Regions from separate parts of the Mus musculus genome. Here regions 2, 3, 4, 5 and 6 are each linked to region 1. The links are chromatin loops, found by intact Hi-C in ENCODE. Cell type or tissue: heart. All regions are shown on one strand. Region 1 overlaps Dclk1 (doublecortin-like kinase 1). Region 2 overlaps Nbea (neurobeachin). Region 3 has its middle 98 kb from the start of Tm4sf1. Region 4 overlaps Dclk1 (doublecortin-like kinase 1). Region 5 overlaps Nbea (neurobeachin). Region 6 overlaps Dclk1 (doublecortin-like kinase 1).

What was found. Peaks named below come from ENCODE experiments on the same cell type or tissue, not always from the same donor. Only the 100,000 strongest peaks of a DNase experiment are listed, where the experiment ranks them.
Region 2: it touches region 1 in a loop (4-fold over the local background); 5 of 42 quality-filtered maps call a loop at or near these places.
Region 3: it touches region 1 in a loop (6-fold over the local background); 6 of 42 quality-filtered maps call a loop at or near these places.
Region 4: a loop joins it to region 1, with 2.6 times the contacts of the local background. A loop is called at or near these places in 3 of 42 quality-filtered maps.
Region 5: it touches region 1 in a loop (3-fold over the local background); 2 of 42 quality-filtered maps call a loop at or near these places.
Region 6: it touches region 1 in a loop (2.5-fold over the local background); 7 of 42 quality-filtered maps call a loop at or near these places.

Annotation. Positions count from the first base shown.
Region 1 is chr3:55,371,441-55,376,440 of GRCm38, reverse strand. All of the region lies in intron 3 of Dclk1 (doublecortin-like kinase 1), which reads right to left. Among named protein-coding and RNA genes, the nearest start is that of Gm9831, 29 kb to the left of the region's middle. In heart, a CTCF peak has its summit at 2,671; a DNase peak (open chromatin) is centred at 2,530; H3K4me3 peaks cover 500 bases; H3K27ac peaks cover 1,436 bases.
Region 2 is chr3:56,005,428-56,010,427 of GRCm38, reverse strand. It overlaps Nbea (neurobeachin), which reads left to right. Exons shown (of 58, transcript NM_030595.1): 19 at 785-866; 20 at 1,088-1,211; 21 at 2,000-2,192; 22 at 4,878-5,000. All of the region lies in intron 6 of Gm31914 (a long non-coding RNA gene), which reads right to left. Among named protein-coding and RNA genes, the nearest start is that of Gm22784, 51 kb to the right of the region's middle. In heart, a CTCF peak has its summit at 2,280 (motif pointing left); no DNase peak of the experiment used is centred here; H3K27ac peaks cover 344 bases.
Region 3 is chr3:57,201,277-57,206,276 of GRCm38, reverse strand. No RefSeq gene overlaps it. Among named protein-coding and RNA genes, the nearest start is that of Tm4sf1, 98 kb to the left of the region's middle. In heart, CTCF peaks have their summits at 1,782 and 1,985 (motif pointing right); no DNase peak of the experiment used is centred here.
Region 4 is chr3:55,517,647-55,522,646 of GRCm38, reverse strand. All of the region lies in intron 16 of Dclk1 (doublecortin-like kinase 1), which reads right to left. Among named protein-coding and RNA genes, the nearest start is that of Gm31796, 23 kb to the left of the region's middle. In heart, a CTCF peak has its summit at 1,966 (motif pointing left); a DNase peak (open chromatin) is centred at 1,916.
Region 5 is chr3:55,787,992-55,792,991 of GRCm38, reverse strand. All of the region lies in intron 40 of Nbea (neurobeachin), which reads left to right. Among named protein-coding and RNA genes, the nearest start is that of Mab21l1, 8.0 kb to the right of the region's middle. In heart, a CTCF peak has its summit at 2,975; no DNase peak of the experiment used is centred here; H3K4me3 peaks cover 362 bases; H3K27ac peaks cover 188 bases; H3K27me3 peaks cover 252 bases.
Region 6 is chr3:55,491,663-55,496,662 of GRCm38, reverse strand. All of the region lies in intron 11 of Dclk1 (doublecortin-like kinase 1), which reads right to left. Among named protein-coding and RNA genes, the nearest start is that of Gm31443, 11 kb to the right of the region's middle. In heart, a CTCF peak has its summit at 2,118 (motif pointing left); no DNase peak of the experiment used is centred here.

The DNA.
Region 1 (5,000 bases):
CTCCACCATATTGGATTTTAAGATTACTATTTTGATGAAAAGCATACTTTAGATTTGAGTCGGGTAATTAGTGCAAAGCTTCTAGAAGTTACACACACAAGTATGGGGTGCGGACCCTGGCTCGGGCTTCCCTTTGGCTTCCCTGGCTTGAACCTTTGAAAACTCATTTACAAATCTGCTCTCATCTGGGGCTAAAATAAGAGTTGCATGAACCATTGTTGCAGAAGCTCAGGGGTGCCAGTGTCTTCACCAACTCTCAGACTTGTGGGAACTGCAGATTTGTAGTCTTTTGAGAAAAGCACACCCTTTGGAATGTCCTCATTAGTAACAAAATTCCATGCGCATCTCATGCAGGCAGAGAGGACGTGATCTGTTTCTGGCACACTGCACAAGTTCTGTCCATGGATATCTGGTTCTTATCTGGTGCTTTGGTTATTCGATGGGAATTTAACTCCAAAGAAAGTCCCCTGTTCATGGAGAGAATTTCTCTTGGATGGTGCTCGGGACAATACGGAAGTCTGTCAAATGCACTGGTGCTTGATTGTCAAATGTGCTAAAAGAAAAAAGCTATTGAGTGTGCTGATGAGAGCTAGTGACCAGGGATCACAATATCCAATTTCCTGGTTTTTTTTTGTTACTTGGCACAGCTACCGTTATCTAGGAAGATGAATCTCAATTAAGGAGACATCTTCATTCGATTAGCTCGTCTGATGGTAGGTAAGTCTGGGCTACACTTTCTTGATTGATAATTGATCAGTTGGGAGGGTTCAGCATCCAGTAGTTATTGCCCCCAGGTGACCCTAGGGTGTATAAGAGAGCTGGCTGAGCAAGCCATGAGGCCAAGCCAGTGAGCGGCATTCCTCCATAGTCTTTGCTTCAGTGCTACCTTCTGCTTCCCTCAGTGATAGACTATGATCTAGGATTTATAAGATTAAATAAGCCCTTTCCTCTCCAAATTGGCTTTGGCCAGTGTTTCACCATAGCAACAGAAAGCAAATCAATGTTCTAAGCTCACTTGCTATAAGAAACTTGGAGGTGTTAATTAAATGGTCTTATCAGTTTCTGCATTGCTTTTAACATGTTGTACCTGATAATTGTGTGTGTGTGTGTGTGTGTGTGTGTGCTGAAGCATCAAGAGTCATTGCCCTTGCTTCTGTTTGGGACAGTGCTGTGGGCTGGCCCACTAACTCCTGCATGTTAGGCAAGTGCCCACCCAGCTCCACATTTGATCTTCCCCACAGTGAAGGAGACAGACTGACAAGTGCTGAATAGCTGCTTGACCCGAAATTGCCTCTGTCCTAGTTATGGTTCCTAATGCTGTGATGAAATACCATGACCAAAAGCAACTTGGGCGTGTGGGGTACTTCACTCACAGTTCCATATGACAGTTCATCATCAAAAGTACTAAAGGCAGGAACTTGAGCAGGGCAGGAGCTGATGCAGAGGCCATGGAGGGGAGTTGCTAACTGGCTTCCTCCCCATGGTTTTCTTAGCCTGCTTTCGTATAAAACCCAGGACCACCAACCCAGGGGTAGAACCATTACAGTGGACTGTGCCTTCCCAGGACCACCAACCCAGGGGTAGAACCATTACAGTGGACTGTGCCTTCCCAGGACCACCAACCCAGGGGTAGAACCATTTACAATGGACTGTGCCTTCCCCATCAATCACCAAATAAGAAAATGCCCTCCAGGTTTGCCTGTAGCTCTTGTGGAAGCCTTACTTATTTGAGGTTCCCTCTTCTCCCAGCATGGTGCTATTAGGAGTTAGTACAGGTGCTTCCTGGTGGCAGGTCCTTAGGTTACTCAGGGCACAGTGCACCCTCAGCTCCTCCCATCTTCTTTGGGTCCCTAGTCACAGTTGTGCTTTCCCTCGGTCCCACTGTGACTGACACCCAGCTTTGTCAAAGATCCCAAAGCGATCACCTATGTACTGAATCCTCCCAAAGTGTGAACCCAAATCAACGTTTTCCTCTATAGAGGTTGATTATTTGTTAGTCACAGTGATGAGAGCACTAAATTACACTATGGTGGTATGAACCCCAATTTGTAAATGAAGCGGACAGCCTAGGATGGAGTAGAAGACAAGAAGGAATTTGAATCCAGTTAGAATTCAAATGCGGGCTCTTAACTGCCAATCTACAGCAAAATAAGTCCTTTCAAATCTACAGAAACCTGTACCCTGGCATGTATGTCTCAGACATTTCAGTTGATTTAACAGTTATGTAAGTAGTTATCACATATATGGTATATTAACAGTATAAGCAAGTGTCTAATAAGAACATTTTTTTTCCTTTAAACTAATTTGAATTGCTTCTTTGGCTGGAGGAGAGTGCATTTCTTTTTCTAGCTATGAATTCGCGTCTTGTCTTCTCCATTGGCTCATCATGCCAGTGCATCCGTCTCAGGAGACAGATGTTGTACAGAAGAAACAAAACCATGCAGGCAAACACGGACTTCCTCGGCTCTGCTTCCGGCCTGAGTCGCTCCGCAAGGGCAAAGATTGAAACAAAGGCAGTAAAGGCATCTGCTGGTTACACATTTCTAAATCGGGACCACGGAATCCATTGCCCCTCACTGGAGTGTGGTCTCCATGGCAACAAAGATAGCAGGAAGCTGGCCTATATTCTTATCAGGGAGCCTTGGAGAGGAGATTTTCTTTACAAGAGCGCCCTCTACACACCAAATGGAGGATAGACCTCAGACATTTCTGGATGCTGAGAGGACCCTTCAAATGGTAAGAGATCATTGCAAATAAAATAAAATAAAATAATAAAATAAAATAAAATAAAATACATAAAGATAAAATAAAATAAGCCAGTATAAAGATGAAAGCCAAGACATTCAGTCCATTTACTGAACGCACTGATTACGTACGGTACAATCCTTTAACTTTCTTTCCACTTTTCCTGATAGAGTAGACATAAAAGTTCTGTTGCTCATGTTTTAAAGATCTGTTTTCATTTTATTGATGTGTATGAGTGTGTGTGGAGCTGGAGCTTGAGGTGGTTCTGAGTTGCCTGACAGAGGTGCTGGGAATTGAACTTTAGTCCTCTGCAGACACTGTTCCCTGCTGCTGCTCACATGAACTTCTACCGAAGGAAGAGAAACACTTTTTGTGAAGTTAAAAAATGTTCTTTCCTTGTGACTTAAGAGGCTGCATCAAAAGGGATTCATAATTCACCATTGCAAACAGCTGTCAATTAAAACGTGGTATATACAGGCTCCCCAGGACCCAAAACAAAACAGAGCCAGGGTGTCTCTCTCCATTTCATCCCACGCTTGGCCTCTATTCTGTGTTCACACTCAGTGTTCTTATAAAATATGGTGTTGTAAACCAGCTATTATGAGCTTTCCTCTTTATAATCAGTTATGAAATGTGTCTACAATTCATTATGAACTCACACAAAAACTTTATAAGGTTATTTTCATAAAATAAATCATCGTTGCATTTTTATTTTCTCATTACTTTGATGATAACCTTGTGCAAATGGCAACAATTTTATAATAATTCTTCCTAACAAAACTTTCAACTTAAAAAAAATTAAACATTTTCATTCCTGGGCTGGGGGGTGGCACAGTTGGTAGAATGCTTGCTGTATAAACAGGAGGTCCTGAAGGAATCTAACTTAGGACTGGTGTATAGTAAGATCAGCATAGCCTCTTGTGCTCCTGGGATCTCAGAGCTGGGGAGACAGACTGAAGCTTTGTCAGTCTGTCCAGTTGACTCAGTGAGCTTGTAAAATAAGGTGGAGAGTGGTTCTGTGTGTGTGTTATGTATATGTGTATGTGGTGTGGTGTGGTGTGGTGTGGTGTGTGTGTGTCTATGGTCTGTATGTATGTGATGTGTGTGTGGTGTGGTGTGCGTGAGTGTGTATGTAGTATGCATGGTATGTGGTGTGTGGTGTTTGTTTATGTATGTGATGTGCATGGTATGTGGTATGGTGTGTTTGTGTGTGTGTGTGTGTGGTGTATATATGTGTATGTGGTGTGGTGTGTGTGTGTGTCTATGGTGTGTATGTGTGTATGATGCGTGTGTGGTGTGGTGTGGTGTGTGGTATGTGTGTGTTTGTGTGTGTGCTGTGTGATGTGTGTGAGTGTGTATGTATTTGTAGTGTGTGTGGTATGTGATGTGTGTGAGTGTGTATGTAGTGTGCGTGGTATGTGGTGTGTGTTTTTGTGTGTGGTGTATGGTGTGTGTATATGGTGTGTGTGTGGTGTGGTGTGTGGTGTGTGTTTGTGTGTGTGTGCGTGTGATGTGTGTTAGTGTGTTAGTGTGTGTGCTGTGTGGTGTGTTTGTGTGTGTATGTATTTGTATTGTATGTGGTATGTGATGTGGTGTGTGTGTGTGCTGTGTGGTGTGTTACGTGGTGTGTATGTGTTACATGTGACTGTGTATGTGCTTATGTGTGTAAGGGCAGAGGTCAAAGAAGGGATGGCTTGCTCTAGCCCTTCTAGCCTTGCTCACCTGATCCGGTCTCTCACTGACCCTAGGTGGCAGCCAGCAACCCAGAGCAGCCCCTTGTCTCTGCCTGCCGTAGCAGGAGGGTTCCAGGCATGCGCGGGGCCCTGCCTTGCCTTCTGCATGACTGCTGAGGTTCCTACCCCAAGTCCTCGTCCTTGTAAAGCAATTGTTCTTATCTGCCTGACCACGTCCCCTTGCCATCCCTGTTTCAACAGGGCAGCAATTTCAAGAGAGAAAAAAGGATTGTAGAATTGAAAGTGTCTTCACTCATTCACCGAGTGTGTCCTCAGAGGCTGCCCTTGCTGCAGGCATCAGGTAGAGCTGGTCACATCCAGTCTTCCAAGCTGCACAGCCTTAATGCAAAAGTCACTCTTTTATACACTTCGACCAAATGACGGGTCCTTTATTATTTAATTCTGGTTTAAAAAAAATAACTTATGGTGCCAGTTACTATTATTTGACTTATTATTTTAATTTTCTGACTTTACAGTAGTGTAAAGCCAGGGAGAAATGACCTTAGCATACACCGACTGCAT
Region 2 (5,000 bases), 630 kb before region 1:
TCAAGAGCTTCCAACAACTACAGGCGACTGTACTTGGGCTGATGACTTTTTTGTATTGATTTTGAGTTGAACTGTGTTTTTAAAAGAGTGTTCAGAGTTTAGCATTAGCTCTAAGTGGAGTTCATCTCTACTGAAATTTTGTGCATGTAGACAGACAGACAGACAGATAGCGAGCTAGCTGTAATGATGAGACAAGTATGGTTAAACCTGGGCTACATGAGCAACCACATTGACTATCTATATTTGACGGAGTTATCCATTCTGTCACATAATGACTCCTGATATGTATCAGCTCTTGGTGCTAAGCATGGACAATAACCAAAATGTCTGGTTTTGCTTGAGGGTTTTAAGCCTACATTCTAGTCAAAATTAGAAATATAAGTTTTAGATTTCTTTTCTGTATGAGGCATAGGTTTGTTAACAGTTACTGACTTTTTTAATTAGCATGACACAAAACATCAAATATTTATAATTCAAAACACAGAGGTCTTAAAATTGCATACTGAAAGCATATTTCAAACAGAGCAAATTTTATATTAGCTAACTATTCTTTTCTTCTATATATAAGGTGTCTGGCTTTTGTCTTTATCCAAAGTAAGTAAAATTTGAGGTATATAGACTTCAGAGTTTAAGGACATATGTAATTTTAGAAAGTTCTTTTGTGAGGGATATTTCTTTTGACTTAAAATTATTCAAAACCTTTGACAGATTCTTTACTAAAGCTATATTATGCAGTTGTTTTTAATTTCTTCTCTAAACAAAGTTCAAATTGTTCATCTTTCAGATCTTGACAGAGCAAGTCTGTACTCAAGTTGTGCATAAACCACACCCGGAGCCAGACTCCACAGTCAAAATCCAGAATCCAAGTAAGCAGAAGCCGCTCCTCCCGCGGCGCGGCAGCGCGGCCGTTACACGGTGACATGTGGGACCAAACCAGAGCCTCTCGTGACTGCGTTCCTTCTGGTGGCCCCACTTTAGGACAGGGACAGCTCCACTCGGAGCCAAGTATTGAGTTGAAAATTAGTGAATGTGGTGCTACGTCTTGGTGACATTTTAAAATTTTAATTCAGAATTTGTTTGTATATAGTGATTCTTAAGGTGGTGGCAACTTTGTTAAAGAACTCAACACCAAGTGCAGAATTGATGGAAGTCCGTCGGCTGTTTTTATCCGACATGATTAAGCTTTTCAGTAACAGCCGTGAAAATAGAAGGTAAAAAACAGTCTGATTTTTATTCTAGATTAATATTTTTTATGTTCTTGATTTTCCATAACTTTCGAATGAAAAATTCAAATAATTTGTTAAATTCTCTTAAATCATTTTAAAAAGGCTTGCGTTTCTTAGAAGCAATTTATTTCATCCTACTTTATCAGTTGTATATGCTTTTATTTAGTTGTCCTAGTACACACACACACACACACACACACACACACACACACACACACACACACACACATATGAATATACAGATGAACACTTTTGTACTTATGCTGTAGCCACTATCTCTCACATCTCCCTATCAGCAACAGTGCCTTTAATTCTCATTATGTTGGGTGTGTCCATATTCACTGATGTTGTCCTGCCATGCATTTAAGATATCCTAGCTCAGACATGATGTACAGCCTGAGTCCTTGAATATGTGTCTGGTCATTTCCTAAGTTTCTAACGCATTTTTGTATTGTGTGTGAAGCATTTTGGTGCCCACACTAGCACAGTTGGGTTGGGGGTGCTGTAGAGCCAGTCGAGAGCACCGTGAGTGTTAGCAGTGAATTATTACTGCGAACACGCAGAAGCTAAAGCTGTCTCTCGACAGGAGAGGTAGGGAGGGATTTGATTTATAATTCAAGTTCTCTAAGAAAGAAAGAAATTGATAGAGGTTATAGAATGCAGAATACAGAGAATAATCGTGTACTTGGCTTATATTTTCATCACTTTAAGTTTCAAAGTAGTAAATTATAATTTTGATAATTTTAATGAGGTCTTTTTCATTTTCTTTTTAGATGCTTACTGCAATGTTCAGTGTGGCAGGACTGGATGTTTTCTCTTGGCTATATCAATCCAAAAAGTTCTGAGGAACAGAAGATTACTGAGATGGTCTACAACATTTTCCGGATTCTTTTGTATCATGCAATAAAATATGAATGGGGAGGCTGGAGAGTCTGGGTGGACACACTCTCAATAGCCCATTCCAAGGTAAGGGGATTTGGCTTCTTCTGTCATTGAAGTTTCAGCCAGGAAGTAAATGGCTATAAACTCTCATCTGGTGCCACCTAGTGGACATTCTCAGTCATGGCTCCTTCCTTGATCCTAATTTTGACTTTGTCCTTTCTTTGCCCTTTGGTGAGCCTGAAGGTGGTTTAAGATCACTTAACTTACTCGGAGGCAAAGGCAGGTGGATTTCTGAGTTTGAGGACAGCCTTATCTACACAAAGTGAGTTCCAGGACAGCCAGGGCTATACAGAGAAACCCTGTCTCAAAAAACAAACAAACAAACAAACAAACAAACAAAAAAACCTTATGAAGTCTGTAAATTATGAATTTTGTTTTAATAGCACTTTAAGTAAGTGTGTCTGTTTGTGTGTGTGTGTCGGGGGCAGGAGGAGGTGTTCGTGTGTAGGTGTGTGAGTGCATGCAAGCACTTGCTGAGTCTGGGAGCCAGAAGATAGTTTTCAGGAGTTGGTTCTCTGCTTACAGTTACAGGTTCCAGGGATTGAACTCTGGTCTTTCGGCTTGGAGGCAACGCCTTTCCTTAATGAGCCATTTCATGTCCTCTCAATTGGAAAATTTACTATATATGTTTGTAGCCAGCATGAGAACCAGTTGCTTTTTAACTGAACCATATTCAATTCTTACAAGCATATTTCATGAAATAGTAGCTGAATAGTACTTTTAAAGATGTTTTTGAAGTAATCAGATTTCTTTTCATTCTAAAATAAGTAATAAATACATTCAAAAGGGGCTTGGTTGACTTGAATTTGGATCCCCATCGTGGCTGCACACACTTTGTTCGCCCCAAGTGCTGGAGAGCCCGATGGGTAGATCCCAAGGACTCTCAAGCCAGCCGGTCTGTCTAGCCAAAACCATAGAGCCCAGGTCAGTACAAAACGCTGTGTCAAAAATGAGTTGCCACATGAAATTGAGGAAGGCATCTCAGTGTCAGTGACCATGATAGATACATAGTTTTCTTGATTCCGTGTTTGTTTAGTTCTGCCTGGCTGGAATTTGCTGTGTACACTAACATTTAAGACTGGTTTCACTCACAGAGGTCTGTCTGCTTCTGGCTTCCTAGTATTGGCATTAAAGGCATGCACCTTAAAGTAATATTTTTAATTGTGTTGTTGTAGTTAGTGCTCTATTGCTATGAAGATACACCATGACCAAGGCAACACTTATAAAATAAAGCATTTAATTTGAGGCTTGCTTACAGTTTCAGAGGTGAGTTCATTGTCATGGAGGGGAGCATGGTGGCAAGCAGGCAGGCATGGTGCTGGAGGAGGAGCTGAGAGCTACATCCCGATCCATAGGCTTTAGCACTGGGCCTGTTATGGGCTTTGGAAACGTCAAAGCCCTCTCCCAGTGTCACACTTTCGTCAACAAGGCCACACCTCCTGATCCTTTTAATCTGTTTCAAATACTCCTTGGTGACTAAGCATTCAAATATATGTCCCCATAGGGACCATTCTTATTCAAACCAATACATATAAAGCATGTTTTAACATTTCATTTAACATTTTTAACACTTAAATGTTAAAACATATTTTAACAGTGAACACTTAATTCTAAATTATGTTTCTCCATATTAAATTTTAAATACCATTTATCTTTGGCAAGGAGAGTAGTTGATGTATGTGCATGTTATGTTCTACTGATTCAAAGCTGTGGCTCTTCTACCTGTAACATCACAGAAGAGCCATGAACATACAGAATTAGGTTGTTCGTTTATGTTGCAATTAAGTTTTGCGATTTAGAAAGTTCATATAGTTATTTTAATAGGAATTAGAAAAATTATTTTAGAGACCAAATAATATATATTTTAGGCTTTCTGGTCTGCCTCTGATGAAGCTGCTTGACTCATTTGTGTAGTGTGAGAGCAGACAGAGAGGAAAGTATCACAAAAAAATTATTTATCAGAATAGATGACAAGCAGATTATGGCCATGGGTAACAGTTGCCAGGTCCCGTGACTGAGGAGATTTTTCTGTAGGAAACAGATTTCATATGATGGCACTCTTTAAGAAAGGTCAACCAAAATAGCTTGTTAATGTAAATTAATTTTGTGTGCCTATAAGGAGAGATTTTTTTAATATTAGAAAAATTTAGAAGAATTTATGCCTGTTATAGTCCTACATTTTTCAACATACACACCTTGTATTTGCCATTGCTTTAGTAAGTTTTAATGTAACAATGAAAAAGACATTGCAAGTTCTTGTACAGAACATATTGCGCTGTTTCTAATTCAGTCACCCGTTTGCACTTAAAACTGATGCAGTGCCTTAACAATGTCTGGTGAGAATACTGTCATTGTAATAGTAGTTTTAATGTTGAATATTATCATCTGACTAGTCCTTAAGCCTAAACAGTGTTCACAGATGATATATCATATGATATTGGGTAGCATTGGAATATTTAACCTCTACAAAGGAGCTTTGAAATTGCAGTTACACATGTGGATAGAGACAAGTCAAGAAACAGTGTATCACTGTATTTCATCATTGTTTCCAATTACGTAATAAAACTGAATCTTTTATTATTTAATCAAACTAAATCTTAAAATTCCTAATACCATTTAGCTTATATCATGGTAACTTTATTGCTCTTATTTCTCCCTTTCCCTTGGCACATGCATGGCACCTCAGTGTCCTCTTCACTTATTTCCTAGGTTACTTACGAAGCACACAAAGAGTACCTGGCCAAAATGTATGAGGAGTACCAGCGACAAGAGGAGGAGAACATTAAGAAAGGAAAGAAAGGAAATGTGAGCACCATCTCTGGTCTCTCATCA
Region 3 (5,000 bases), 1.8 Mb before region 1:
GTGACTGTAATTTTTCTTTTGTTAAGGGCTACTGCTCTGCCTCTATATAGGCATATTGGTTAGCCATTTTAAAAGCAAGGCTATTGGCATATTATTAGCAGTGGCCTCTAGTCTAAATTTGCAAAGCCAATTCATGTTTTGTTCTGTCTATTGACAACCTATATAACCTATAATTATCCTTGATAATTTTTGTAATAACTTTTTCAGGACTATAAACCATTTAAAACACCATTTCATGGGCTGTTTCTGAAATTGAAGGAATATTAATTTGAGTTCCCTATTATTCTAATAAACCCCTTCCCCATAGGTTTATGGTTATGTCAGCCACATACAATTTTAACTTTTCTACTTGGCCTTCTGGCCTTAAACATTTAATCCAAACAACACTGCTTCACATGAGATGTGTTCCAAAATCTATAAACTGAGTGGAGACATCTCGAAATGGCCAATTTTGATTCCACGGTTTTTCAGAAATTATAAACACAGTAACCCCAGTGTCCATCAAACCTTTAATTTCAACATCATTTACCATTAACCTTAATTTTGGTCTTTCATTAATAATGATAGTTTGCCAAAATACTTTCCTCCCAGTACTTCTAAATCTTCTTGTCATATTTATTGAAGCTGCTTTACCTTTGTGATATGGAAGTAATGATAATTGAGCAGTCCTATCACTTGGCTATAGTTGTATAGTTTTCTTAACATAAGCCATGATTTAGTTTCACATTGATAATCTTCATCTATTAGTTCTGCCTGTACAATAAACCTGAGAGCTGTGAAACTACTTCCCAAAATATCCCTACTGGTTCTGTACAAAGACCATACACACCACTAGCTATTTTATAACAATTAATTTGTGGAGACAGTGTAAGATGTTTACCCACTGCTGAGTCAAAAGCAGCACTATCTGTAGCAGTAATACCATGCACTAAATCTCTAATACTGACTTTATGTTCTCTAGCCTTCTTTGTGAGCTATTTTGTTACTGACAGGATGTTGTTGGCTCATGTTGTTTGCTCTTGGGTGCTGAGTTGGGCTCTCTGAGTTGTGGTATCCTCTGGTAAAAATTTGCCTTAGACATCTCCTACTGATTGGCAGTCATTAGCCCAATGTCTGGCTTTTCCACATTTATTCCAAATTCTTGCTGTTATATTTTGATTATTTTGAAATGAGTCATTTCCTTTAGTATGCAAATTTTTACATTCTTTTTTCAAAATGTTCAAACTTCCAAAGTTAAGGCATCATGTTTTCTGAGAGTTAAGACCGTTACCTAAGGCTTGTCAAGTTAAAGTTGTATTATATGCAGCTGATATACAATATCAGCATCAGCTTTATTCCGTTAATCTAGATTGGCAAGTTGAATTTTTAATGATAGTTATTTGCATGTTCAAAAGCCAAAGATTCAAGTAGCACCTTTCTTATATCTGGATCTGCTATTGTTCTTCGCACTGCTGAAGTTAAGCTTTGCAGTAAGTCAGTGTAAGCACCTCCCGGACTTGTGATAATTTTACCAAAAGATGTAGTCATTTTTCCTGGTCCTCAACTCTATCCTATGCCCTTAAAGGCACAAAAAAAATCCCTTGTGCTATAGTGGTATCCTCAAGTTGTACCTATATGTCAGTCAGCAAATTGACCTTCACTTAAAAAACGATCCTATTATAAATATTCCTTTAGCCTGATTACATTGTTCTGTGGCCATTGATTCCTCTCTCCACCATGTAAGCCATTGTAATTGAGGACCAACTTCTAATATAGCTGTCATTAAATCCTTCCACTCTGTGGTATAATTCTATTCTGCATAGCCCGATTGTTTATTATCTGTCTCACAATGCATCTTTTAATCACCTTAAATCTGTCCCATCTATAGGTTTCCAATCAATCTGAACATAACCTTGAGGATGCTATCTGCGTGAATCTAATGCTTTGTTACTGAAAACACTTAAGGTGTTATTTTAAGACCCAGGCAATAATTCCTCCATGCTGGCACAAGGTGGCAGCAAAGATCTATGATTAAACACATCTCTTTTTTAATGAAAGGGCTCAGCTTGGTGTAACTCTTGTCCAAACACTGTTTTTGTTTTTGTCTTTTATACCTTCCCTCTTGTTTCAGGAAGTAACTTTTTCCTCCTCCATATCCTTTCTCTTGTTTTGGGAATAAACTCCTTTGTCTCAAGAGCTTTTCTACTTGTCTATTTAATATCTGAAGTTGTGCAGTAAATTCAAGGTCTTTTTCTAGGTCAATCTCATCTGCAGGAGGGGAAGGAAATTCCTCTCCTTACTTGTATCACTTCCAGTTTCTTCTGAGGTACCTTCTCATTTGTTGACAGATTAATCTGCTGTACATTGAATCTCTATATTTCTGACTTTTCATACTGTAATGGTTCTAAGACATTTGAAATTAAAGTACATAACAACTAAATATTTGTAGATATTTCATCCCCTTCTGGTGGGCCTATCTTAAAGACTTTAGCACTTGAATCCAGAAAAAATAAAATTTTATTTATTTTATTTTATTTTATTTATTATTCTTCAATAATTTATTCACTTTGCATCCCTAACATGGGAGAAGCTGGGACAGGATCCTTCTGGTTGCCATCTGCACCTAGAGTTAAGGCTGTTCCGCAGTCCTCTGTACACGGGGCCTTCCAGGAGAGAGCTGGTCTCCCAGGAGAGCTCTCACTCCTGGGCTCAGAGGTGAGATCTCCATTTTCTCTCCAATAACCGTCCAAAGCAGGACTGGCCAGGAGCACACAGGGCACAGGAACAGTGTAACAGCTGGGACAGGATTTTTCCGGTTGCAGTCTACAAACAGGAGCTAAAGCTGTTCCACAATCCTTGGTACACAGGTCCCACCAAAAGAGCTGGTCTCCCAGGAGTGCTGATGCAGACTTACAGGCCCACAGGAGGGACAAGCTCTAGCCAGAAACAGCAAGACCAACTAACACCAGAGATAATCAGATGGGAAAGCACAATAAACCAGAAAGGCAAGCACAAGAATGTTACCAACAGAAACCAAAGCTACTAGGCATCGTCAGAACCCAGTTCTCCCACCACAGCAAGTCCTGGATGCCCATACACACTGGAAAAGCAAAATTTGGATTTAAAATCAAATTTCATGATGCTGATAGAGGACTTTAAGAAGGACATAAATAACCCCCTTAAAGAAATACAGGAGAACACAGGTAAACAGGTAGAAGCCCTTAAACAGGAAACACAAAAATCCCTTAAAGAATTACAGGAAAACACAACCAAATTGGTGAAGAAATTGAATAAAATCATCCAGGATCTAAAAATGGAAGTAGAAACAACAAAGAATCCACAAAGGGAGACAACTCTGGAGATAGAAAACCTAAGAAAGAGATCAGGAGTCATAGATGCAAGCATCACGAACAGAATAAAAGAGATAGAAGAGAGAATCTCAGGTGCAGAAGATACCATAGAAAACATTGACACAACCGTCAAAGAAAATGCAAAATGCAAAAAGCTTCTAACCAAAAACATCCAGGTAACCCAGAACACAATGAGAAGACCAAACCTAAGGATGATAGGTATAGAAGAGAAAGAAGATTCTCAACTCAAAAGGCCAGGAAATATCTTCAACAAAATTATAGAAGAAAATTTCCCTAACCTAAAGAAAGACATGCCCATAAATATACAAGAAGCCTATCAGATCACCATGGACTAAGACTTCTGTAGCAACAATAACAATAGAAAACCCACATACACATGGAAGCTGAACAACAGTATACTCAATGATAACTTGATCAAGGAAAAAGTAGAGAAAGAAATTAAAGAATTTTTACACTAGCATTTTGATTGCACACTTGAAAGCTCTAGAACAAAAAGAAGCAAATAGCCAGGCGTAGTGGCGCATGCCTTTAATTCCAGCACTTGGGAGGCAGTGGCAGGCAGATTTCTGAGTTCGGGGCCAGTCTGGTCTACAAAGTGAGTTCCAGGGCAGCCAGAGCTATACAGAGAAACCCTGTCTCAAAACAAAACAAAACAAAACAAAACAAAAACAAAAACAAAAACAAAAACAAAAACAAACAAACAAACAAACAAAACAAAAAAACAAAACAACAAAAAAAGCAAATATACCAAAGAGAAGTAGACAGCAGGAAATAATCAAACTCAGGGATGAAATCAACCAAGTAGGAAAAAAAAAAGAAAGAAAGAAAAAAAATAACTATACAAAGAATCAACCAAGGCAGGAGCTGGTTCTTTGAGAAAATCAACAAGATAGATAAACCCTTAGTCAGGCTAACCTGAGAGCACAGAGACAGTATACAAATCATCAAAATTAGAAATGAAAAGGGAGACATAATAGAAGATGAGGAAATCCAAAAAAAATCACCAGATCCTACGACAAAAGCATATACTCAACAGAACTGGAAAATCTGGATGAAATGGACAATTTTCTAGATAGATACCCAGTACCAAATTAAATTAGAAACAAATAAATGATTTAAACAGTTCCATAACCCTTAAAGAAATGAAAGCAGTCATTCGTTGTATCCCCCGCTCCCCAAAAAAGTCCAGGACCAGATGGGTTTAGTGCAGCATTCTATCAGACCTTCAAAGAAGACCTAATACCAATATTCTTTAAACTATTCCACAAAGTAGAAACAGATGGAACACTACCCAATTCATTCTGATACCTAAACCACACAAAGACCCAACAAAGAAACAGAACTTTACACCAATTTCCCTTCTGAATATCGATGCAAAATACTCAATAAAATTCTTGAAAACCAAATCCAAGAACATATCAACACGATCATACAACATGATCGATTAGGCTTCATCCCAGGGATGCAAGGATGGTTCAATATATGGAAATGCATCAACATAATCCACTATATAAACAAACTCAAAGAAAAAAAAAACCACATGATCATTTAATTAGATGTTGAGAAAGCATTTGACAAAATCCAACACCCCTTCATGATAAAAGTCTTGGAAAGATCAGGAATTCAAGGTTCATACATAAACATAATAAG
Region 4 (5,000 bases), 150 kb before region 1:
AACGAGGGGACAGAATTCATAAGCTGGTTAAACAAAGTCACACTTCCCATCGACCCCCTTGCTCAAGCAGAGAAGCCAACTAAAGAATCTGACAGTTACAAAATTCAGAAAGTAAATTCATGCAGGAGCTAGTACATAGAGGGAGGGGGAAGGGAACGGTAAAACAGAAACAAAACGAAAAGGTGGAGAACTTGAAAACACAAGCTTACTGACACACACAATGCATTCTGTAGCCCGCTGTATTGGGAGGCATTTCTACTGCTAAGGTGTAAATGCATTGTCTCACCGTCTGAGAAGGTTAAGGCTGGGCTGGGTAACTTTAAAATGACAGTATATACTTCTATAGAACACACACTGAAGTGCTGCTGTAGTTCCATTTATTACAGGGCAGGAGAGCACTGGAAACATCATTGCTGCAATCAGCAACAACAGGCAAAGGCTTTGGCATCAGCACGGAATATACTGTCCTTTTAACCGTAAGGGGAAATCGATACTGAGCATGTGCGATGGAAAGAAAGCCGGCAAATGTCAGTGTGAAGAATGGGTGAAAAAAAGGAATGAGGGGGTGTGGCATCTCAATCAAGATTAAAATGAAACCGATAAAGCAGCATATGGACTGGGTAACAAATCAAAAACATGTTTATCCACTGAAGGAACTGGTAAATGGAGACTGCCAGCACGTTGCCATGGAAACACTGACTGTTGAGCTGCACCATCTCATACCTTATCCAATACATTCCTGGTTGTTGGTAGTAGTCCAAAGACCCTGATCTCTTGATGGTAAACCCGTGGTCCAGCTGAGCAGAGAGAAATGGGGCAACTCAGTGGATCAACATTGTGTTCCAGAATTAAGACTCCAGTCCACGCTCTTCATTAACTACGTACGTACGCACGCACACACAGTGATGGGGCCTTTCCTGCAGAGCAGCTAGCTAATAACATAATCTGCACATTGAAAGTAAAATAAAAATAAAGAAACACAGGACCCTTACGAGTATCCTGAATGCCAATTTCATAGGGTAGACTTGTCTGTCAATCAGGTTTTTTAATGTTTATACATTTAACCATGCCCTCAATTTCAAAAGATATGTAAACACCTCTCCTTTTGTTATACAGTAGAAAATATATGGTTAAACTGAAATCATTGTTAGTCACTGTGAATACAGAGATTGAACACCCTCCCAGTAAGATCCAGTAGGCTTAAACTCATTTTTTGTTTCAGCTTTATAATTATGAAACAAAAGAGGAAAGGAATGAGGCAAAAATCATAAGCATTTAGATTTAAGAGAGAGTTGACCTATATCTACATCTACGTCTATCTGTCTATCTGTCTGCCTATCTATCTATCTATCTATCTATCTAATAATACTCCTGAACTAAAGAAGATTTAGTTTCTCTGGGAAAATAAAATGAAATAGAAACACAGAAAAGCTTTCCATGTACATTAAAAAGCATGTATGTACAGTTAAGTGCTTAGCATTAACAAAAGACACAGTAAATACTACACAGGTTAAGTTCCCACTACTGTCCATTCTGGAATAAGATGTTAGCTTTTGGCTACCTGGGAATAAAAGCCTCAACTCCTAAGCCCTGCTGCTTGCCTGAGCCCTGTTCTGCCCACCGAGGATGCACCTTGCTTCGGAAGAGAGATTCTGGAGTCTTTTCAAGTGTCTCACTGATTTGACGCTCCTGACAGATTCTACTTCTAATGCACAAAAGGCATTTCAAAAACACGCCAGGGTCCTAGGCGTTTAAACTAGGAACCACTCTGAGATTCGGTGTTCTGATTGGAAACTAGGCTATCCTAGCGTTTGGAGAAAGCAACATGAGGTTTTAATCTTCAAAAATGTATCATTTCTTTTCTTTTATGAAAAGAAAATTGTAGCACCCTTGCTCTCTGGAAGGTGGTAGGTTGGCCACAGAGAGGGCGACCAGTTACTAGTTCTCTAGTGCCATCTACAGGCAGACTGCCAGAGAGCAGGAAGCAAGGGCTATTGAACCCGGCTTTCCAGTACCACAATTACTAGCTGATTAGTATGGATTTGTTCAATTAGACTGAAATGCTCTATTTGCATGAGCAAAATTCAAAAGGACAATGTTAAAGCATTAGGAAAATTATCAACTAAAACAATAAACAGCATTAAATGGGGAAAAAAATTGAAAGTGGCATCTTAGTCATGGGTTTTTCATCAAGCTGCACAAATCTAATCATGCCCCTCCCCCCTCCGCTCTCAGAGAGGCCACCGTTAGAATGTCATCTCTAATTCCACTTCGTGTCTATACACTGTATTTTAATAACCTTTTGTTTCCTCTCTCTCTCTCTCTCTCTCTCTCTCTCTCTCTCTCCCTCCCCCCACCACCACTTGCCCAACTGCTATGAAAGCTGGCAGGACAATGGAAACCTTAGAGACAGAATATCTATCTCAGTTTCATGCACAGCCTCGGATGCTCCACTGACCACACTACCCGACTCAATGACGCTCCATCAACCTCCCTCCTTTCAGAACAGCCCGATGACTCCCAAGAGCTCCAGTTGATAATTACTCTCCCAGCCAACTTGGGACCCTTGTGGAGCCTTTGTATGAAGCCATCTTGTAGCCTTCTTTTGGTCTCAATAATGTTTGGAATGAGAAAGAAGGCAGCAGAGGGGGCAACACGAACAAGATCACGTGGTTCAGACCAGGGGGTCTCCTGTGTTTCAGGAATGGCACTTGTGAGCAGAGAGTGCTTGCTGAGCCCATAGGCACCTTTGTTCTTGTGTCTCTCAAGAAACAGAGTATGCCATAAACTCCTTTATAACCATTGCTACTTTGTGCCAGGTAGATTTCTCACTAAAGAAAGACAAATCCCGCATAGAGACCAATGCCATACCTATTTGTTTCCAGAAAAGGAAAAGGAAAAAAAAATCTACAAACTGATACTCCAATCTAATTTTTTAAAAAAATTCCAGGAGTGCACATAATTTTAAAAAAACTATGTAAGATAAAGTCAATTTAAAGTCAATTTCATAGCCTCAGCCTCCCAGGAACATACATTTGCTCAGAGGGGGAAAATCTGCTTGAAGGAAACTTATTTTTTACTTTAATTCATCAAACAGAAGTAATCACCATGTTATATTTGTTGAAGACATTCTTATCATGGGGGAATAAAACCAGAATTATTAAATTGTCAAGTGGCCTCTGTAGACTATACCATTTATAAAAGGTATTTATTTCACCTTCCACTAAAGTCCTGTCTCACAAAAGAGTACTGCTTTGTAGTCATACTCAAGAGTTTGAAAGGGAAGATTATTTAATGATAGGGGTTTTTTTTTTCCTTGTGATAAAACTGCTACTAGTAGTCTTTATACTTAGGATCAGAAACAAGTTTATGGAATTTGCCAGTGTTATTCTGAAAGTTGAAAGCAAGGCAGTCATATTGGTCAGCTTCTAATTCCCAGCTCCGCCCCACGCCTGGAAGCTTCGCAGGAGTCCTCGTAGAAAGCACATGCTGGTGTGGGAAATGCATCCTGGAGAAGAGGCATTGCAGACCCTTTCTTCTGACATTGATATTTTTCATACTTGAGATGTGATTGACAGGGGTTAACATAAAGATTATACCGAAGTGCTGTGTAATGCCTAAAGCGACTTAAAGACTCACTGAACTCATGTGCAATTTAGAGTTACAGGGGGGGCTTGACTGCCGTGGAAAATATGTCAGAGACAAACTGAGACCTCTGTATCCAAAATAGCATTCATGCTGGGTACAGTGAGCCACACTCAGGAGACTGAGACAGGAAGGTTGCTTCAAGTTTGAATGAAGCCAGCAGGGACTACATAGTGAGTTCTAGGTCAGCAGTGTGTACAGGGCCAGGAGCAAAACAAACAAAAACAAAAGAAAAACGATTGCATTCAAAATGGTAAAGTCCTGATGCTTAGAAAACGTGTCGATGACCACTGATATTCTGTTGAGAGGTTTTGATGAAGTTATAAGAAATTCGTAAATATTTGGTTTCAGAATTTATCAGTGTCTAATTAAAATAGGATTTGCCCTCAAAGATGTATCCTGTGCTAACTGGAAAATCACGCAGAAGTCTCTATCCATAGTCATTACAGGACTCTCAGAATGCTTTAAACAAACCGTTACTGAACAGCTAAAGCAAACTTAACCAAAGACCAATTAAAATGAAATTATGGGGAAAAAATGGCCCAGGTGGGAAAAACATTCTCTGTAGCAGCCATGAGCTCCAAAGGGAGCAGAGAAACATTCCTTTTTGTGGGCATTTGGTGTTGACCACTCATTCCAAAATGGTGGCCCACTGGGGCTAAATCTTTTGGAATATCCAGACCTAAGAAAATAGAACTTTGTTTTAGCCGTGTTTTCCCGAGAGATAGAGGCTTGCAAAAATTCGTGATGGATGTTAGCTGATGACAAAGAATGCCGACATCCTGGAAAACATGGAGGGCAGTTGATATTTTTCCCCACTGAGTTTTGGAAAGAGATAAAGAGAGGCTAAAAGAACAACATGAGTGTGTAAAACCTCAGCGTTGCTGAGGAACATCCCAAAGAGTTTACATTCTATGGATAACCGTCAGTTTACCCATGTGTCATCACCCACAATGTACTGAAAAAGGTCCCTGGAGGACTGTGAGATTCCAACAGCAAGAGCAAGCACGTTTCCGTGCCTCTTGCAAAGTGAGGAAGCCCCTGCCAGACAGCTACTAATGGAGACCTGCTTCAAAGTGGTCCCTTTCATCAAAACCAGGAAGAAAATCAGAACACCGAGACACCGGTATCAAGGATTGACCAATTGCACACTGCGCATGAGCGGAGCAGCACGGCTGTCCGCAGCGTGAAATCTCTCCCAGGATCCCCTTATCGTTCTGCCTCAAGTTCTTTGTTGAGAAAAGGGAAAGAAACAGCCCAAGTGGGTCTCACACTGAGTGTGCTGCTAAGGCGTACATACTCTGGCTAAAGAGGAAATTGTTTAAAACTCAAGTTACGTGAGACGTTGATATATG
Region 5 (5,000 bases), 420 kb before region 1:
ATAAATTATTGTATTCCATGTAGTTCCCAAAAGAATACAACACACAGCCATTACTTGCTGCACGAATGAAGGGATGCTGGTTAAATGCCTCTATACTTAATTTGTTAAGAAAGTACAAACTGCATGCTGAAAAAACTGTGGCAGTTATAAAATTATGCCATGTTGGTGAATAATATATATTGGGTGTAATAGAATAATTAAGTATAATTTCCAATTGGATTTTAGTATAGTTTTAGATTTTATTTTCTCCAGGATTCAGTCTCTCTTATGCTTTTAAAGGACAATTTGAAATAAAACATAGAAAATAGTATTTGATATTTTAAGTAACTTTTACTGTGGCATACAAATGAACTATGGTATGTATCATTTTCTGTGTAAATGCACAGTGCATTCTATGAGAAAGTTCTGGGTTCGGTGAAGAAAACATGCCCACCTTCAAGTTGCGTATGTGAACAGGAGGAAGAGATCAGTAACATGTTCAGTGACTTACACGAGCTGCAGTGGCAATGTGCCAGAAGCCCTGGGCACAGCAAGGCTAGCAGGAGCCCAAGCTAGAGTCCAAAGACCCTCTAAGTCTCCTGCTCCCAAGGAGCTCAGGCTTCTCCACAGAGCTGTCTATAGGAGTTCACTCTTCCCGGATACAGCAGGACATCCTGGTGCCATAAACGAGCCTAATTTTAGAAGATGAAAGATGTTTCCCATATGTCCAACTAATTGTAACATAACTGGAAACACAGATCTCATCCAGATCACCTGGGAGAGCGAAGTCCCACACAAGCTCCAAAACAGCCACTGCTTCGGTAGTTTGTGTCCTGGACATCCCAGTCCTGTGTTACCTGGACGATGTGCTTTGTGAAGTGTTTCTTCTGCAGACTATATACTCTTCTTTTCAGTACAAGTATTTACCTGAGTGAACTGGGCCAGGTAAGTGAAATAAGGTTAGAGTCAACCAGATTGTCTCTTGGTACCTAAGATTATCCAGTGCAGGCACATTAAATTAGATGGAGCTTTCGGTAACATTAGTGTTAAGTACATTCTCTGTCATGCTGAAAAACCTTATGCTAAAGTGCAATCTTGAATTGCTTATTATCAAGGAGGTTTTTTGTTTTTTCCCCCCACCTCTTTCAGATAAGTTATCTCTTTCCAGAGGCAGATTTTCCAGAAATTAATATGTGCTCTTAAGCATTAAATAGTGATCTCAGGAAACTAGGGTATGTGGGGATGATCTGTTATTGTTAGTCTCAATCTTTACAACAAAACTCAAGAAGTTACCAAGGAACATCAGAGGTCACTTTCTGAGTTCAGGCTGTATGCCTGTAGTGGGACAGTTTGAGGACACTGTGTAATGAGCATGCTGGAGGAAAATAGTCTAAGACTGAAATGCACAACCCTTAAAAAGCATTCTGTGGGTGTTGAAGTCATCATTTTCTAATTTAAGCAGAAATACCCTATGAAAATGTTCAAAATGTCCACTTGTGTTGGACAGGTATCAGTGTTCACTATAAAACCTTCAACATCTCGCCTGGAGACACTGAAAATACCTGAAGCAAACAGAACTGTCTTAGATGATAGAAATCTAAGATTCTCTCGGGATTATTCTGAGTCCTCTCTCAGGCACATAGCAAGCATTTCTACTTTCCCCTTTATTTTATTTTATTTATTTTATTTTTTATGTTCTAAATGACATGGCTGTGATTGGTATGTGTCCCTGAGTTCGAGTGCACTTGGATGCCAGAAGACATTGTTGGATCTCCTGATACTGGGGTTACAGGTGACTGTGCATCACCTGATGGGAATGCTGGAAGCCAAACTCAGGGTGCACTCTTAACCAGGAGCCATCTCTCCAGCCTACTTCTACTTCTTCCTGGTGGTGGTGGTGGTGGTGGTGGTGGTGGTGGTGGTGGTGGTGGTTTTGAGACAGGGTTTCTCTGTGTATCCATGGCTGTCTTGGAACTCAGGCTGGCCTCAAACTCAGACATCTGAGTGCCTCTGCCTGTAGTTCTGGGCTCACCTCTGCTTTTGAATGCTTAAAACTTTCCTGGGATTTCAAAACGAAATTCCAATCTCCCCATGTGCCTCTGAAATTTAACTTATTTTGAAATTAAAGCCTTTCAATCTTCTTTTCTTAGATTCCCCCCTAGTTTTCCTAGCAACGTACTTATAACAAATAAAAATTTCATAGTCATTGTGGTCAGTGGATTGGCCACATTCTGTTACCCATATTTTCATTTCCTCAGAAATTTTGTTGCATTACAGAACCAACTGTGAACATTTATTCTGTGTTCATATTTTAGTCTTAATTTTTTAATCACCCTAAATTCAAGACTTTTAGATTAGCTAAATGTAAGAAATATCAGCTGGGTCTCAGCACTCGGCACGCAGCACCAGGCAGATCTTTGAGTCTGGCTTGGTCTACAAGAACCCGTTCTAGGACAGCCAGGGATACACAGAGCAGAAACCCTGATGCAAAAGAGGAGGGGAGGAGGAGGAGGAGGGAGAGGGAGAGGAGGAAGAGGAGAATATCAATTGATTCCATCATACATTGTAATACCACATACTCTAAATAAGGTATTCACTAGCCATGTATCTTATCAAATAATTCTAACAGTGCCGGTTTTAATTGTACTTCAACAATTTTAATTCACTCCATATTTTTTGTGCTGTTAAAACTGGTAAAAGAAGTTTAGTGCTGTCTGCAAATATAGTTTGTCACAATTGCCCTTTGATAGCTAGGACTCTGGCATAACATGATTAAATTCTGCATCAGAGCAGAGAAGGACCAGTTTTGACTTGTGGGAGCTGGCCTTGATGTTTCTGGGAGCTGGTCTGGAGGTGGAAGCTAAGACAGAGTGCTCCTGAGCTGAACATAACCACCACAGAGCACCATCATCCATGATGTCACAATAGACAACTTAGTAATTCCGTCTGAGCTCAGACAAAAGCAAGCTCATGAAGCATTAAACACCCCTCTCCTGGCTGGAGTGGGTAAATGCTGCTTTCCAGGTGCAGCCTTAGCATGCCTTCTAAAACAGTTATTAAAGTACCCAATCTCCAAATATTCCGTTTCCTGCAGGTTCTGCTGCACAGCAGTCTGCCTTCTTGAGTCATGAGAGTTTTCAAATCCCTTTATCAAGGCCCCATCCTACAATTTGTTCTTTGCCACCCAGGCCCCCAGAGTTGCCTCTCTTCTCCCCTTAGAGTGAGCAGTCAGCCAGTGAGTGGGTCTGTTGCAGGTGCACACAATAATGACATCTAAAACCCAGTTTCTTCTAATAGTGGGCTGTAGCTAAATTGAGGTAGAAAAGACTTTTGTAAAGTGTAAGGTTGGATTAAGATGCTAATGTGATTTTGTTAAGATGTCTAGGCTTGGAGTTTTGGTTTTTCAGTAACATAATACAAACCCATGGGTATTTAGCATTCTTTTAAAATATATTCCAGCGCTGGGCATGAGGTTGCACACCTTTCTTCCCAGCACACACGGGAAGCAGCCAGCGCTGTTACACAGAGAAGCCCCGTCTCAGAATAAAATAAAATATAGTCATTGCCAATATGTACTTCCCACACATCAGTACACAGTGAGGCTTGCCATCGCCTATGGAGAACCATAGCTCCAAAGAGAAGCCCCTTCTTGGCTCCTTCCTGGTGTCTGATGGCATGGACTCTAGAATAATAGCAAGTAACACACCTAACCTTTCTTTGAAAGCGACCATGCGTCCACAGCCAATGGAAGAAGTAAAGAACATTTGTTTCTTTTCCAATTATTACTATTTATGGTAGAGTTTTCAATTATTATATGTGCCAATACTACAGGAATAGGCCTTTTCCATCCTGTGAAACTGCTCTGTGTGTGCTGAGGACATTATTGTAATTTATTCTTTCATTATTAGGGTAGCTATTGGAATAGCTATATTTACCATCAGTTCCCAGTTCACTGTCCCGAGCAAAGTTCAGGAGGTTAAACTCCTAGTGCTGGGATGAAGGGGCTGGATGAGGAGGGGCAGCCAGAAATTAACCCACTGGATGAGCCTCTCCTGACTCCAGGGATGCTACTCTTCAAAACACGCTGTTTGGGAAAAGATCCCAGGTTTCTAAATCACTCCGTGCCATATGGAAAACATGCTGGCTTGTGATTGCGCTTTATGTAAACATTTTAATATAGGATCCCTAAAATCCAGTGGGTTCCCTAAGGGGATTAAAGCTAATCCCCTTTCTCTATTGCTGCAGTGGATTAACTGTGTGCCCTCAGTGGCTGCTCTGCTCCCTGGAGGCTACAACAACAACAAAAAACAACTCTGAGCTCCTCCAACAATCTACAGAATTGGGAGTTGTAATTAGAGATTTGTGGGGGGTGAGAGTGGGGGGGACGTACTTCTAAGGTTGAATATTTCGTGATGTGTCTTTCTTAAAGAAATTATTTTATAAACTCCCAGAAAATCTCAAATATATATATATATATATATATATATATATATATATATATATATAGAGAGAGAGAGAGAGAGAGAGAGAGAGAGAGAGTCAAAAGGAAGTGCTGTCTTTGAGAAATGTGTTCCCAGCTAAAAAGCTCCTGGTGTGTGTGTGTGTGTGTGTGTGTGTGTGTGTGTGTGTAATTCGTGCTGTATTTGAGTAAATCAGAGAGTGTAGTTTGGATAACTAGTCTCGTAATCTTTTTTTTTCAACTTCCCCAATTTATTGTTTGAATTGTTAAATTTCTATTTAAGAGAAGAAAGCGGCTCGCCATTTTTTAAAATTTTTGATCATTGTTGTTCTCCAAATGTCAGAATCTAAAAACCTAAAGCGTGGTCGTCATGCTGAACTTTCCTAGAGATTTTTCCCAGGCCCAAATTGTTTAAGACACCTTGTTTCAGATGCGAATACAGTGACCTTTTTGGCAGCGGAACCAGGAAACCATAGCCTCACAACAGTGCCGCGGTGGCGCAAGGGTTAAGGGAGCGGTTCGAACCCCCGGGCGGGAGGGCGGGAGGGCGGGAGGGCGGGCG
Region 6 (5,000 bases), 120 kb before region 1:
AAACTGTGTGATTGTACAACACTAATTGAATGCAGCTACACATAATTGTGGGCTGCCATATGTATCCTATTACCGTAAAGACTGTTAGTGTTTTGTAAGCTAGCCTTGTGATCATTGCAGATGGCCCCAGTCAGAGGAGTTGTTCTCTTGGGTTTATTATATGGCCATAAAGACATCTCATGACTTGACAGACTAAATGTGTCAAATGACAACGATTATGAAAAAGGTTTCAATTAGAAGCTGAGGGCATGCCCTATTGGGGATCAATATACTGAAAGTTCAGGATATAGATTTGGGGGTGCTGGTATTTGTTTTTGTGTTGGCTGTATCTAGTTAAACAGGAGATGCTTGCACATTTGCTAACGTCCCTTGGATGGAAAGCTGAGACCATTTGGAAAAGTTTCTTTTTGAAAAAAAAATATATATATACTCATAAAACTGCAGCAGGGACCATAAAATATGAAAATTCTCAGATAACCTGAGCCTGGTCAAGTGGTTTCTGAGATTTTCTTCTGGGGGGAGGAAGAGCTGACTGGTAAAACAGATGTGTTAGAATCCGCCCAGTTCTCAGAGTTACTGCAAATTCAAGGCTAGTCCTGCTGAAGCAGTGGCCTGTGAATTGTTAGTAACCACGGAAATAGCTTTCCGCAGAGGGACACAGTAGGAGCTAACAATGATTTCACCAAATAGACTTGACAAAGTGGCGTGAAATGGGCAAGGCTGTGTGAAGGGGTCAGTTTACCTTTTATTATATATGGAGTCACTTTTAAAAGAGGATAATCCCCCCCAAGCCATGGCAATTGGGGGAAGGGGATAAAGCCCTCACAATGCTTAAGAAATGGGTTGAATTTAAGTCTTTAATTCTTAAGAAGCAAAGGAGAGCAACACTTAAGTGGGGAATTATTTTGCAAAATGTAGTTTATGACCAGTAATACATTAAACTCCTTGGGAGAAAAGAAACTAAAGCAAATTAAAAAAAAATTATTTCCACATGTCAAATATCTCAGAAACCACAAGTTAAGCAAAATAATGAAGTTGATAAGAACTTGATACAGGCCAGACAGAAGTAAGCAATGGGAGAGATTTCAATATTAAGAGAAATAAAATCTCTTGTCCAAGCATGTCACGGGTGATACCCAGGAAGAGAAAGATGTGAACGGAAACCCCAGGAAACCTGATTCTTACTCCCAATTTAAAATCGTCATGAAGTTATCTGACACAGCGTCCATACAGCTGCAGCGGCACATTCCAGATCCTAGGAATAGGATTTTTGCCCAGACCAAGGGAACTTAATATTACAGCAATTCTAAAAAAATTTCATTACGTTTTGGTCACACAATTAATAGCTCATATATTGCAGGAAAAAAATATTAGGAAAGTCAGACTACTACAAATGAAAAGTAATTGAACCCATCTAGAGTCCTCACACGGGAATGTCTGTTGTAAACAGTATGGGTTATAGACTTCCAGAACTTTCTTAGTTTTCTTCTACTTCTTATGTGTGTTGCCTGGGGACCAAATACGTTGCACCTGGTGTCCTTCTATCCATGGCCTCTAGAGTGTCTCTCACTGTATTCTCTGTCTCTAGCAATGCTATGGATCTCACACCTCAATGGATTTATCTGGGGTTTGGGAGTCTTGGGTTTGAGACAGAAGGACATCCCTTATCTCCTGAGTCTAGTGTTGTCTTGCATGGAAACTATGGGGTCACCTAATACAAAAGAACCCTGACAGAGGGTGAGCCATCTACTGAGAACAATGAGAAGGGCACATACATGCTGCAAGATAGAACAATGTGGAGCTGTGAAAGCGAGCGTTTGGGCAGGGGCTTCTGAGAGAGAGAGTTCCCCACCAAGAGAGTCAGAGTTTCAGGAAAACTACCTTTATCTTCAGGGTACTCTGGAGTTAGGGAGGAAAAAAATGGTTTAAGCATATACATTTAAAAAAATAAAAACAATCTGTTTACTTTATAGCCTAATAAAACCATTGACTTAGTTATATTTTTGCCAATAAAGACTAAATTTTGTCTGTATGTAGTTTTTTTTTTAAGACCCATCAGGTCTGGAAGAAGTAGTAGGTGTGACGATGTGCTCTGTTGCCGCGGTATTTTGCCATCTGCTGGTCACCTCTGAGAACTTCATGCATTAGGTTCTTTGCCATTTAAAAATGTTATTTTTTAAAATTGTTTGACGATTTCATGCAATGTGCAAGATGTGTTTTGATCAAGCCTACCTCCTATTATCTCTCCTTTAACTTCTTCCCCTACCTAACCCCTACTTTCCCCTGCCAATTCCATGTGTTCTTTTCAGAAAAGCTACTGAGTTCACTTGCTGATACCTGCATGGGTATAGGGTATAATGTATTGGTGCGTTTGGCTTCCCAGGACCTGCATCACTGAATAAAACTGACTGCCTACTCCAGCAGTCATCAACTGCTGAAATCTCCTCAGATAGGGGTGAGATTTCAGGAGCCCATTGCATGCTGGGATTTTGGCTGGCTTGGTCAGGTGCAGATCTTGCGCATGGAGTCCCAGCCACTGTATGTGCAGGTATGCAATGGTCCTACCTACCTAGTCCAACAAATAGGTTTCATAGCTTTGGGTTTTGAAATAGTCCCTTTAGTCATAATCTGTCTTGCAGCATGCATGCATACTAGTCTTGATGCAGGAGTGAGGCTGGGGAATTATTGTACCTTCTCTCCTCTCAGACACATTTGTACTGGAGCAAACCATGTAACTGAGGGGTTGAGAAATGGCCTGAGCCCCTCTGTCCTCCATTCTTTAATGAAGCACCTCACATTCTCACGCTTGTCTCACCCACTCTGTACCCATCCACTTGATGATTATGCACCGGGTTTGATGCCAAGTAAAGCAAACCAACACATGAAGGACATAGAGGGAAAAATGTTAAAGTTGATGAAAAATAAATCTATAAGTCGTCCGCTGTCAGTTCTCACCTAAAGTGTATCAGAACCCACTGCAACAGGGGAGGCCGTATTTTCTCATTAAAGTACTGTGACCTTATCAGACACAGTTAAATCACTCATTTGCATAATCAGTACAGATCTTTAAAGCAATGCTACATTTTAATGTTTGTGCTGTGAGACTTAAAAGTAAAGTAGACCCAGAATTCTGTATACCCAGTTAGACTACATAGAATGAAGTCTGTATTTGACATTTATAGAAAAACAAAAACATCACCGTGCTAACTAAAAACTCTCAATCACAGATTTGATCAGCCAAGGCCTTGTTAGCAATGTAACAATTCAGACAGATTTGGGGGTCTCTCTGTGAAAGCGGAAAGCGGAATGGAGAAGGAGGCATTTGTATGAATTTGTTAAGTTTCCTTGTAGCGAGTTAACACGTTCAAAATTGTATACTAACTTTACTGAGACACTTTTCTAAAATAATCTCATAGATCTATGTTTTGTCATAAAACAGAAAAAAAAACGTATCTGGGTGAATAGTAAAAATGTTAAAACACCGACAATAAAAGATAAGAAAATACGGCATTTTCCTGTGTATAATGTTACCGTGAGGTGGTTTTAATTTTTTGGCTACATGTAAAAGGGATATAAAAAGCAAAGGGCTTGACGGATATGTATCTCTTCGTCTTCATGAAATTCCTGTGGAGGAGGTTTGGGGAAATTAAAGAGCTGTTCAAGTTTACAAAAGGAGACAGCATCAGGACCCTGTAGAGTGTAAACTCTGAGCGGGTAAAGTTGTGCCCCTATAATGGTCTTTCCTATGCCTATGGAAAACTCAATAGCATTTCCAATCAAGAGGGATCTCTTGGGTAAATAGAAATGTCACCTTCATCCTGCTAAATGTGTTCTGTTTTTATATTTATTCTGCAACAAGTTTATCCCTCATAAATGTACCGACTCACAGACACTACACTCGGGAAGTGAATATATTAGTTTCCTGTGTAGATGTAAAAAAAAAAAAAAACTATTATGAATGGCTGCAATAGTTTCTTTATATACTTCAAATCAAATCAGAAAAGGGAGAGAAAAAGGGGAGAGAATATATATATATATATATATGTATATATATATATATATATATTCTCTTTCATTTAAGTTAAAGTATGTTCCAATGAGCAGGGTGTTTTAAAATATCCTGCAAATTATAGTTTCGAAAGAAAGCACACTGCTCTATACAGTTATAACATAGAAGTTATTTACAGAACTAGATAATGGTCTGGTGTGGAACTGATAAACAATGGATGCCTCAAAAGTGTACAGCGAAGGAAAATGAAGCCTTATTGTCTAATCACTGAGGTTTGGAGCATAGAGAAGTTACTTAACAAAGACCCACTTGTAAACCTGTTCCCATGAGGCACTGCTACATGAAGCAGGATACAGGAGTAATGACTGTGGATGACGGAAAATTGCTGCAGTTCACGGAGGCAGCTAAGCAGAAGAGAATGTTTAGGCTGCTACAGAGATTCGGAATTTGAGGTGCAATTAAGTCAGACCCCTGCCATTTGACCTCAGCGGCTTCAAGATTACCAATGTAATTGCAGTGAGCTAATTGTGTGTGTATTTACTTCTTGAATGCCCGTCTTTGATGATTGAATGTCAACTCCATGAAAGAATGTATCTAGTTCCCTGGCATGGGACCTGACCCACAGTGGCTCTTGATTAGTCTCCCCCTAACTCAGAGCCCACTGAAGTCTAGGGGCATTGTGAGTTGGAACTCAGTGGAGATCCGGAGTTTTCTACACATATAGTATTTTATAACCTTGGGCAAGTCATTTAAATTCTAGGTACCCAGTGTCTTGACCAATCAATTGGAGGAGTTAAGGAATTTACTCCATATGATGGCAGTGGGTTTTAAACAAGATACTGGGTATTTTTAAAGGCCCTTCATATGAGGCTGAACGTGTAAGTGATTCTCTACAGTAGCAGGCCTCGCCACCTTTTATTTGTGAAGTGGGAGCTAAGATATTTTATTTTATTTAAACATTTTTTTGAGACAGGGTCTCACTATATTTCCT